Linked DNA regions of Homo sapiens: region 1 is linked to region 2. A link is a contact called in ENCODE Hi-C or POLR2A ChIA-PET data. All regions are on one chromosome and are shown on one strand. The core of a region is the stretch at or near the end of the contact, and the rest is flanking DNA. Distances in the headings are between cores, read along the strand shown.

Region 1 (5,497 bases), core at 1,323-3,822, 100 kb after region 2:
TGAATTATGATTAGCATTGATTATCCTTGTCATATTACTGATTTTAAGGAGAAAGCTTTTGGTCTTTCACCATTGAGTATATGTTAGCTGTGAGTTTTTCATAAATGTTCTTTATCATGTTGAGGAAGTTCTCTGCTATTCCTATCCTAGTTTCTTGAGTTTTTTTTTTTTTTTTTTTTTTTTTGGAAAGGTGTTAGATTTTGTCAAATGCTCTTCTGCATCAAGTTAGATAATCATGAAACCACTTCGTTCTATTAGTGTGATATATTATACTGATTAATTTTCTTATGTTGAATCACCCTTGCATTTCATAGATAAATAGTGTATAATCCTTTTACTATGCAGTTGGGTTTGGCTTGCCAATATTTTGTTGAGAGTTTTTACATCTACATTAATAACGGTGTTAGTCTATAGTTTTCTTTTGGTATCTTCAGTATCAGGGCAATACTGGCCTCACAGAATGATTTAGAAAGTGTTTCCTCCACTTTTGCTTTTTGGAAGAGTAGGATTTGTGTTAATTCTCCTGTAAATGTTTGGTAGAACTCATCAATGAAGCCATCCAGTCCTAGACTTTTCTTTGGAGATTTCTTGAAGGAATGTTCCATGTACAGTTGAGAATATATATTCACTTGTTGTTGGGCAGTGTGTTCTAAATATGTCTGTTACCTTTTGGTGGTTTATAATATTGTTCAAGTCTTCTGTTTTCTTACTCATCTTTTGTCTAGATGTTTTATCCGTTATTGAAAGTGGAATACTGAAGTCTCCAACTATTACTGTAGTGTCTACTAATTTCCTCCCTTTAATTCTGTGAATGTTTGCTTCATTATTTGGTGGCTTTATTGTTTGATGTATATAATTGTTATTTTTTATGGATTGGCCCTTTTATCAATACATCATGCTCTTCTTTATCTCTTGCATCAGTATTTTTACTTATTTTGCCTGATATTAGTTTTGCTACCTCACCCTCTTTTATTTACTATTAGCATAGAATATCATTTTTCTTTCATCCTTTGAATTTCAACCTATTTCTGTCCTTGGATCTATAATGAGTCTCTTGTAGACAGTATATAGTTGGCTTTTTTTCTTTCTTTTTAAAAAATCCATTCTGCCCATCTCTGTTTTTGGTAGGAGAGTTTATTTACATTTAATTAGTCAAAATGAATGATTTGCTATTTTGCTGTTTGTTTTCTGTATGTCTTATACCTTTTTTTTTTTTTTTTTTTTTTTTGAGACGGAGCCTCGCTCTGTTGCCCAGACTGGAGTGCAGTGGCACAGTCTCAGCTCACTGCAACCCCCGCCTCCCGGGTTCAAGCGATTCTCCTGCCTCAGCCTCCTGAGTAGCTGGGATTATAGGTACTCACCACCACGCCCAGCTAATTTTTGTATTTTTAGTAGAGACAGGGTTTCACCACGTTGGTCAGGCTGGTCTCAAACTCCTGACCTTGTGGTCCTGCCCACCTCAGCCTCCCAAAGTGCTGGGATTACAGGCGTAAGCCACCGCCCGCAGCCGTAATATATCACATTCCTAGAGACAGTCTTGTACTGTTTTTTGCTCCTTATCTCCTTCATTACTACCTTTTTAAATGTATTTATTTTTCTTTTGTAGTATACCATTTTCATTCCTTTCTCATTTCCTTTTGTGTATATATTTAGATATTTTTTCAGTGGTTACCTTGAGGATCACAATTAACATCATAAACCTCCAACAGTCTACCCTGAATTGATACCAACTTAGCTTTAATACAGCATACAAATCTCTGATCCTATACAGCCTCACTCCTCCTTCCCATTTTATGTTTTCATTGTCTCAAATTTTATGTTTATACATTGTGTACCCATTAGCATAGTTTTATAATAATTATTTTACATGCATTTGTCTTTTAAATCATGTAGGAAATAAAAGGAATTATAAACCAAAAATACATTAATACTGGTTTTAATATTTAGATGTGTGATGGACTTTACCAGAGATTTGATTTGGTTTTATGGCTTCAAGTTATTGTCTAGTGTTCTTTTATTTCCTCTAAGGATTCTCTTTAGCATTTCTTTTAGGGAAAGTGTACTACTGTCAAACTCTTCCAGCTTTTATTTACCTGGGAATATCTTAATTTCTCTTTCATTTCTGCAGTATAATTTTGCTGATATATAATTCGTGGTTGGCAGTCTTCAGGTTTTTTTTGGGGTTTTGCTTTTGTTTCTTTTAGCACTTTAAATATGTCATCCCACTGCTTTCTGCCCTCTATGGTTTTTGCTGAAAAATCAGCTCATAATCTTATTGAGGATCCCATGGTCATAAGTCACTTCTCCCTTGCTACTTTCAAGATTCTCTCTTTGTCTTTGCCTTTTAACAGTTTGAATATAGTGTTTCTCATTGTGGATCTATTTGCATTTATCCTTAGAGTTTGTTGAACTTTTTGGATGTGTAGATTCATGTCTTTTACTAAGTTTGGGAAATTTGTGGCCATTATTTTCTTAAATATTCTTTCTGCTCTTTTCTGTCTTCTTTATCTAGGACTCCCATTGTGTATATTTTGCTCAACTTGATGGTGTCCCACAGATCTCTTAGACTCTGCTCATTTCTGCTCCTCAGACTGTACAGTTTCACTTCCTATTTTCAAGTTTATTGCCTTTTTCTTCTGTGTGTTCGCATATGCTGTTGAAATCTGTTAGTGAATCTTCACAGTATTTTTCAGCACCTCAATTTCTACTTGGTTCCTTTTTAAAGTTTCTGTCTCTGTTGATATTCTCTACTTCAATAGAATATTCTTTGTACTCTTAATATTTAGCAGCCATTGTTCTCAGCATTTAGTCTGCAAAGTTTTGGCATAGGTACTATAATTATCCCTATTTAACCATGAGTTGATTGTTTTTAGTAAATATCTTAGTACTGAAGAACTGATTAAGAGCTCTGCTTATGAGAGTGGAGCTTTTCAGCAACTGGGCTTTGTCTTCAATGTGGTTGGGCAAAAATCAGTCACAATGGAAGAACCTGAAGTGCTTGATATATCAGAGACATCTTTTTTTTTTTTTTTTTTTTTGGAGATGGAGTCTCGCTCTGTGTTGCCCAGGGCGGAGTGCAGTGGCGTGATCTCGGCTAACTGCAACCTCTGCCTCCCGGGTTCAAGCGATTCTCCAACCTCAGCCTCCCGAGTAGCTGGGGCTATAGGCACATGCCACCATGCCCAGCTAGTTTTTATGTTTTTAGTAGACACCATGTTTCGCCATATTGGTCAGGCTGGTCTTGAACTCCTGACCTCAGGTGATCCATCCACCTCAGCCTCCCAAAGTGCTGGGAGTGAGCCAGCGTCAGCCACTGCACCTGGCAGAGACATCTTTTTTTTTTTTTTTTTTGTCCTATCTGCACTGATGGTGCCTAATTGTCACTTTTCTTTCTCAAGATGTGGTTGGTTATGGTGATTTTAATTAATATTCGTATTTTTATAACCACTTTTCATTCTCACCAAACTTAGCTTCTCTGAGTTTAGAAATGTTCCATTTGTAATATGGAGCAGATTGGATTCCTTCTTGTCCTTATACTTTCCTTATAAACATTGCTATAATAATCATGTTTGTACACAATTCCCAAAGAATAGGTTCTTAAAATGAAATGTGAATCATAATATATGTGTAATTTTCACTTGAATAGCAATTTAGACAAAGATATGATTCCCTCCTGCTAGCTGGGATAATCTTGAAGGTCTTTACTAAAATGATAGATATAATTTAAGTAGATCTTAAAGGATAAACAGGTTTTCTGTAATTAGGGAGGTGCTATGGGAATAGTTAAAAAAAAGAGAGAAGTAATATAAAGTTCATAGTAGGATAAGATACCCTTTTGTTTAAAAATAGGATGTTTATAAGGAGGACTAACGACAAATAAAATTTCCAATATTTTATTATAAAATTCTAAAAATTATATAGAAAAGGCAAAAGAAACATACAGTGAGCACACACTCAGCACCAAGATTCTGTTGTTACTAACTTTTTGCATCACTTGCCTTACCATATTATTAATATGTCCATTTATTCATCCTCCATCCATCTTATTCATTCCATAATAAAATAAATTGTAAAATAAAATAATTCAATATGCTTCACCCGTAAACCCTTCAGTATGCATTTCGTTAGAGTTCCAGTATTTGTGTACTTTATTTTTCTTTTACCTCCAAACAGCATCAGGATAGAATAAATTATTATTGTACGATTGAATGAGTTTTGACAAGGCATTCATTCGTGTAACCAAAACTCTCAAGATAGAGAACATTTCCATCATATCGGAAAATGCCCTTATGCCGCTTTCCAGGCAGCCTTTTCCTTACCCTCCATCCAGCATGACTGTTTTGATATATTTTTTAAACCATAAAACCCACTTTTGCTATTAGTTTTCTTCAATTAGCCCACCCAAATGAAGTAAAATTTTATTTTAGTTCTGCTATTTGATTTTTAGTTAGATCTGGATCTCTGCATGTTTTTCATTTTAAGTAGTTGCCCTGAAGATTACATTTACGTTGTTACTTTTCACAATTTATTTAGGACTAATACTGTACAATTTCATGTAAAATACAAGACCTTTGCACAAATAAGGTTTTCATATAACCCCTCTACCGCTTGTTCTGTATGCTGTAATTTTCATATCTTATACAAGTACAAGATTACATAAGTAATTTCATATCTTATACAAGTACATAGATAAGTCATTATTAAATGGGAGTAATTATAGTACCTATTCAACAAAATTGGAATACTAAATGCAGGAAACAGTGACAGCCAAATGTTAACAGTATAGAAAATTTTACCTCAACAAATAGAGAATATCAGTAAAGACATAGAAATTACAAAAATTAAACAAATTCAGGAACTGAAAAACAATAATTAATAGAATATGTAAGCATATCATATATATCACAGTATTATAGATTTTCCTTTAACCAATCATGTGTGTATTTTAAAGATACTGAAAGGAAAATGTAGTCTTTTCTATTTAACATTTTTAGTGCTCTTTTTTTCCTGAATATTTCCAGATAAAATAGGCATTGGAACTCAATCCCCAGATGTATCTTTTCTACAGTGGGTAGCACCAGAGGTCTCTGTTCAGTTCTTTTAGCATACTTGGGCTGCTTGGAATCTTTCCTACATTCATGTATTTCAGAGGTCAACTAGAGATTTGGGCAGAGTGGATACACAGAATTTAGGGCTCTCCTTTGGTGCCTGCTTTCTGAGATTTCCTCCTTTCCTTTCTAGATCTGTGCTGTCCAGTAGAACTTTCTGCCATTATGGAAATGTTGTATAACGTACACCATCCAGAATGGTAGCCATTTGCCTCATGTGGCTGTTCAGCACGTGAAATGTGGCTAGTGCAACTGAGAAATGAAATTTTTTATTTTAGTTAATCTACATTTGAGTAGTCACATTTGGCTAGTGGCAACTTTATTGGACAGACCATCCTTGCAGAAAGGTCTGTTAGACAGCACTGTTCTTGATGCTGTGGTCATTCCAA
Region 2 (5,493 bases), core at 2,453-4,952:
CGACCATCTCAAAAAAAAGAAAAAAGAAAGAAAGAAAAAGAATATAAAATTATAAATAAAATGTAAGTGTTGACAGGCCCATGCAAGTGAGGAGCCCTAAGTCTTTGGCTTCATTGACTTTGTGATAAATCTTTCTCTTCCTGCACCTGTGTCCCTGATGTCATCTCCTGTCACCTTCTCAAGGACTTGGCTTCTTTGATTATCCCTTCCCTTTCCTGTGTCTTTAACTTCACTCCATCTACCACTATTTACATGCTTTTGTCCTCTTTGACTTCTCGTCTCTCTCCAGGAGCCTTCCTTGTCTCTGATCTCTTCAGAGGCAACCTTCTCGGGAGAGTTAAGTCTTCACACACTACTCCTTCGCCTTCCATTCCCCTTCCTCCTGTTCCTGCCGTGACTGAAGTGCGAGTCAGTCACTCTGCTCGCGGAGTTCAATTAACGAGAGTGAGGTCTGGTGGAAAGAAAGTGATTTATTTCCAAAGCTGGCTTAGGGGAAGAGGCACAGGCATCCTGCCTTTAAATGTGCACTTCTCTTTTGGAGCAGAAAGCAGGCACTTTTAAAAGTCAGGGGAGAGAGCAAGCAAGGCAGGGCCTTATCTACTGGGCAGCCGAGCTGGTGACTGCTGGCATCTTACTAGGCTGAAAACTCTCCAAGTGGGAGAGAGCAAGCAAGGCAGGGCCTTGTCTACTGGGCAGCCGAGCTGGTGACTGCTGGCATCTTACTAGGCTGAAAACTCTCCAAGTGGGAGAGAGCAGTGGGCGTGCTTTTTGACTGCTATCTCTCTAGCAGCCTCCTGGAGGGTGAGAGTTCCATTGTGGGCATACTTCGGTCGGCAAATGGACTGTTAACTCTCGAGGAGAGTTCAGTCTGGAAGCACAGTTAGAAGAACTTGCCCTGTAGGGAGTGTCTGGTGAAGGGGAAGTAAAAGGCTACATTTGCATTTCTTTTTTTTTTTTTTTTTTTTGAGACGGAGTCTTGCTGTCGCCCAGGCTGGAGTGCAGTGGTGCCATCTCGGCTCACTCTTAAGTTCCGCCTCCCGGGTTCACGCCGTTCTCCTGCCTCAGCCTCTTGAGTAGCTGGGACTACAGGCGCCCGCCACCACGCCCGGCTAATTTTTTTTTTTTTTGTATTTTTAGTAGAGACGGGGTTTCACCGTGGTCTCGATCTCCTGACCTCGTGATCCGCCCGCCTCGGCCTCCCAAAGTGCTGGGATTACAGGCCTGAGCCACATATTTGCATTTCTAAAAGACAAGTAGGAAATGAAGAACCAAGGAAGTGAGAAAAGAAGAGAGAGAGAAAAAAATAATTAAAATATCTCTTAGAAAAAACTGTGAATACTCGGTTACGCTACCTTGCTTCTGTTCCCATCCCTTTGCTGAAAAATGGATTTTGTCATGTTTCTCAACAATATATAGCTTGCTTGTTGCTTGAACCTATGAATCTCCACTCATTTCTACTACTGGACCTCTCAGCAACATTCGCCATAGCTGGGAACTCTCTTTTTCTTCAAGCTCCTTTCTCGGCTTCAATGACCCCACAACCTCCTTGTTTTACTCTTTAGGTCTCTGGTTGTTCCCTTTGTTCTCTTTTGCAGGGCCCTTGTGTTCTACACAAACTCTAATAGTGTGATAGATGAAGTAACTAAACCATACAGGACTCAGTCCTAGTGTATTAGTCCGTTTTCAGCCTGAGACTGGGTAATCTATAAACAAAAGAGGTTGAATTGACTCACAGTTCTGCATGGCTGAGGAGGCCTCAGGAAACTTACAATCATGGTGGAGGGCAAAGGGGAAGGAGAGACCTCTTCACAGGGTGGCAGGAAAGAGAGAGAGAGAGAGAGCACAGGGAAAACTGCCTCTTCTAAAACCATCAGATCTCCTGAGAACTCACACACTATCACAAAACAGCTTGGGGAAACGGTCCCGATGATCCAATCACCTCCCACCAGGTCCCTTCCTCCACACGTGGGGATTACAATTTGAGATTAGATTTGGGTGGGGACACAGAGCCAAACCATATCACCTAGAGCCCTGATCCCTTTTTTTTTTTTGAGATGGAGTCCGGCTCTATCACCCAGGCTGGAGTGCAGTGGGGCGATCTCTGCTCACTGAAACCTCCACCTCCCAGGTTGAAGCGATTCTCCAGCCTCAGCCTCCCAAGTAGCTGGGACTATAGGTGTGCGCCACTGCATACAGCTAATTTTTTTTTTTTTGGTATTTTTAGTAGAGATGGGGTTTCACCATGTTGGTCAGGCTGGTCTTGAACTCCTGACCTCAGGTGATCCGCCTGCCTCAGCCTCCCAAAGTGCTGGGATTACAGACCTGAGCCACTGGGCTGGGCCATAGCCCCTATCTCTTCTCTATTTATACACTCTTCCTAACCACTGAGGTGGTGATATTTGCATCAAGAACTTAAGGAGGTGAGAATATGTGGCCATCTGAGGTAAGAGCATTCCAGGCATGAAGGAGACAGCAAGGAGGCCAGTGTGGTGGAGTGAGTCAATGACAGGGAAAGAAGCTGGAGATGAGGTCACAGGTAGTGAGAATGGTGGACAGATCACGTGAAGCCTAAGTCGGCCATTGTAATGCCTTTGCCTTTGGTTTTTCCTCTGAGCAAGGTGAGATGCCAGTGCCGGGCTACGAGCAGAGGCTGCCATGGTTCTAGCTTACATCTTAGTAGGATCACTCTTATGTGCTAAATGTGAACGAACGGGTGAACGAACAGAGGAGTGGATGGAAGAGCATGGAAACAAGAAAGAAAATAGAGGGCCAGGCGCAGTGGCTCACACCTGTGATCCCAGCACTTTGGGAAGCCAAGGCGGGTGGATCACCTGAGGTCGGGAGTTCAAGACCAGCCTGGCCAACATGGAGAAACCCCGTCTCTACTAAAAGTACAAGATCAGCCGGTCGTGGTGGCAGATGCCTGTAATCCCAGCTACTTGGGAGGCTGAGGCAGGAGAATTGCTTGAACCCGGGAGGCAGAGGTTGCAGTGAACCGAGATTGTGCCATTGCACTCCTGTCTGGGCAACGAGAGTGAAATTCTGTCTCAAAACAAAAACGAAAACAAAAATAAAAACAAAAGTTATCCGGGCATGGTGGCACATGCCTGTAATCCCACCTACTGGGGAGGCTGAGGCAGGAGAACGGCTTGAACCCGGGAGGCGGAAGTTGCAGTGAGCTGAGATCGCACCACTGAACTCCAGCCTGTGACAGAGCGAGATTCCTCAAAAAAAAAAAAAAAAAAAGAAAGGAAGGAAGGAAAGAGAGAGAGAGAGAGAAAGAAAGAAAGGAAAGAAGGAGATAAAGAGAAAGAAATAGAGAAAAGAAAGAAAGAAAGAAAGAAGGAAAGAAGGAAAGAAAGAAAGAAAGAAGGAAAGAAAGAAGGAAAGAAGGAGATAAAGAGAAAGAGAAAGAGAAATAGAGAAAAGAAAGAAAGAAGGAAAGAAGGAAAGAAAGAAAGAAAGAAGGAAAGAAGGAGATAAAGAGAAAGAGAAAGAGAGAAATAGAGAAAAGAAAGAAAGAAGGAAAGAAGGAAAGAAAGAAAGAAAGAAAGAAAGAAAGAAAGAAAGAAAGAAAGAAAGAAAGAAAATAGGAAGACTCATGGAGAAGTATAACTCCAGGGTCTCTTCGTCACCACATTACAGACATGAAGACCATCTAAGGTGCCAGCGTTGCTTGCTGCAGCTGTCTCCTCAGGCTTGCAGGAGGGGCAGGGAAGACACTTGAGCTCAGGAGAGAAAAGAAGCAGCTGGCTGCTGGTGAGATGGGAGGAAGACCTGAGGCAGCTTCATTGTCACTAGAAACCTGACCCTTTTGGGTTTAGCCAGACAATGACCGCCTTGGCCGGGGAATGTTGGGGAAAACCTGCCAGGTTTTCAGTCTGCCTCTCAGCCTAGACAACCTCTAAAAGAGGAGTGTATCTCTTGAATTGGCAGAAATGAGACACAGCAGAGGGGAGAACTAACATTTCTCCTTAGCACACCATGCAGACTGTCAAAATGAGTTGCCGAATCTATTTTATTCTAACCGTGAGAAAGTAAGGCATCCATAAACAGAGGAGAAGTTATAATTGTGGGGTTTAGAATTTAAGGAGCTCCAAAATGGCTCCTCTAGATAAATTTATCTCTGCTAATCATTGTTTACCTTTGCTGTGTTCTTTTATTTTTTATTTTTTTAAGAATGAAATTAAATTTTTCCTTTTCATAAAAATAGTACATGTACATGGTTAAAAATTCCAGCAGTACAAAGGATATACAATGCTAAGTAAGTCTTTCAACAACATAATGTAAAGTCTTCCTAAATTCATCTGTGTCTTTAACCCTATTCCAGTAAAAATGCTATCAGAATATTTTAGGCAATGCTAAAGTAAACTGGGAAAAGTAAATGTGCAAAAACATGATGAAAATTCTGAAACAGAGAATAACAGAGGAAGATTTACCCTAGAAGGTGAAAATATAAAAGTATATAATTAAAAGCTTGGTAGTGGCACAGGCATAGACAGATTAATGGTACAAAGCAGTATGTAGAAATAGCCCAAATATACCTGGAAATGGAGTATTAAGACAAAGGTAGAATTTTAAGATTTGAGGGAAAAGATTACTAATAAATGGAGTTGAATCATTTACCTTAGTAACTAGAAAAAAATAAAATTGGATCCCTATCTCATTTCTTATACCAAACAAAGTTCAGATGAATCATATATTTAACATTTAAAAATAAAACCATAAAAGTACTGAAATAAAACATGGGAGAAATAAAAAAATAATTCTGGGTGATGTTATAAACTGAATTGGATTCCCCAAAATTCATGTTTGAAGCTCTAACCCCCAGTATCTCAGAATGTGACTGTATTTAGAGATAGGGTCTTCAAAAAGGTAATTAAGTTAAAATGAAGTTGTTAGGGTGGGCCCTAATCCAGTATGACTGGTGTCCTTAAGAGATCAGGACCCAGGCAAGCAGAGAGATAAGACTGTGTGAAGACACGTGCAGAAGGTACCTGGCAAGTCCCGGACAGAGGTCTCAGAAGAAACCAACCCTGCCTACACCTTGATCTTGGACTTTTAGTCTCCAGAACTGTGAGGAAATAAATCTCTGTGTTGTTTAAGCCACTCAGCCTGGGTTACTTTATTATGGAAGCCCTAGCAAACCAATATGGGGATTAAATCTTTCTAAGCAAGAGACAAGGTTCAGAAGCAGTGAAAGAAAAGATTGATAAATTTAACTGCATAAAAATGGAAAATTTCTTCATAAAAACAAAAACGAACTGCAACAACAATAAAAAGCTCCCCCCATCAATTAAAACACAATAATAAATTGGGAAAACATAATGACCCTCAAAGAGCTAATTTCCTTAGATTGCCAGATTCATTCATCCTCTCTCTCTCTCTTTCTTCCTTTCAAAGCTGGAATTTCAAATTTTTATACGATATCTCCTGAAGGTTTCATGTTGAAAACTAATTTGATTTTTAAACACACTGTACAAGCCAACACAG

What was found. Hi-C counts contacts between places; a loop is a spot of excess contacts on that map. ChIA-PET counts read pairs that join two places held with the same protein, here RNA polymerase II (POLR2A). Pooled maps may share reads with other maps.
Region 1: a loop to region 2 is called in a pooled map, with 2.2 times the contacts of the local background. The contact joins two enhancer-like sites. A Hi-C loop is called at or near these places in 2 of 168 maps with a recorded cell type or tissue (endometrial microvascular endothelial cells and endothelial cell of hepatic sinusoid) and 2 of 50 pooled maps. POLR2A ChIA-PET finds 5 or more read pairs at or near these places in 5 of 52 experiments (CD4-positive, alpha-beta T cell, GM12878, H1 and 2 more).

Annotation. Positions count from the first base shown.
Region 1 is chr12:820,884-826,380 of GRCh38, forward strand. The region is part of intron 2 of WNK1 (WNK lysine deficient protein kinase 1); the gene reads left to right. Among named protein-coding and RNA genes, the nearest start is that of WNK1, 71 kb to the left of the region's middle. Within about 2 kb of position 2,573, at least 3 of the 41 ENCODE cell types and tissues checked have a DNase peak (open chromatin) inside an H3K27ac peak, as active enhancers do.
Region 2 is chr12:718,794-724,286 of GRCh38, forward strand. All of the region lies in intron 2 of LOC101929432 (a long non-coding RNA gene), which reads left to right. Among named protein-coding and RNA genes, the nearest start is that of LINC02455, 4.9 kb to the left of the region's middle. RefSeq lists an enhancer at 627-676. Within about 2 kb of position 3,703, at least 3 of the 41 ENCODE cell types and tissues checked have a DNase peak (open chromatin) inside an H3K27ac peak, as active enhancers do.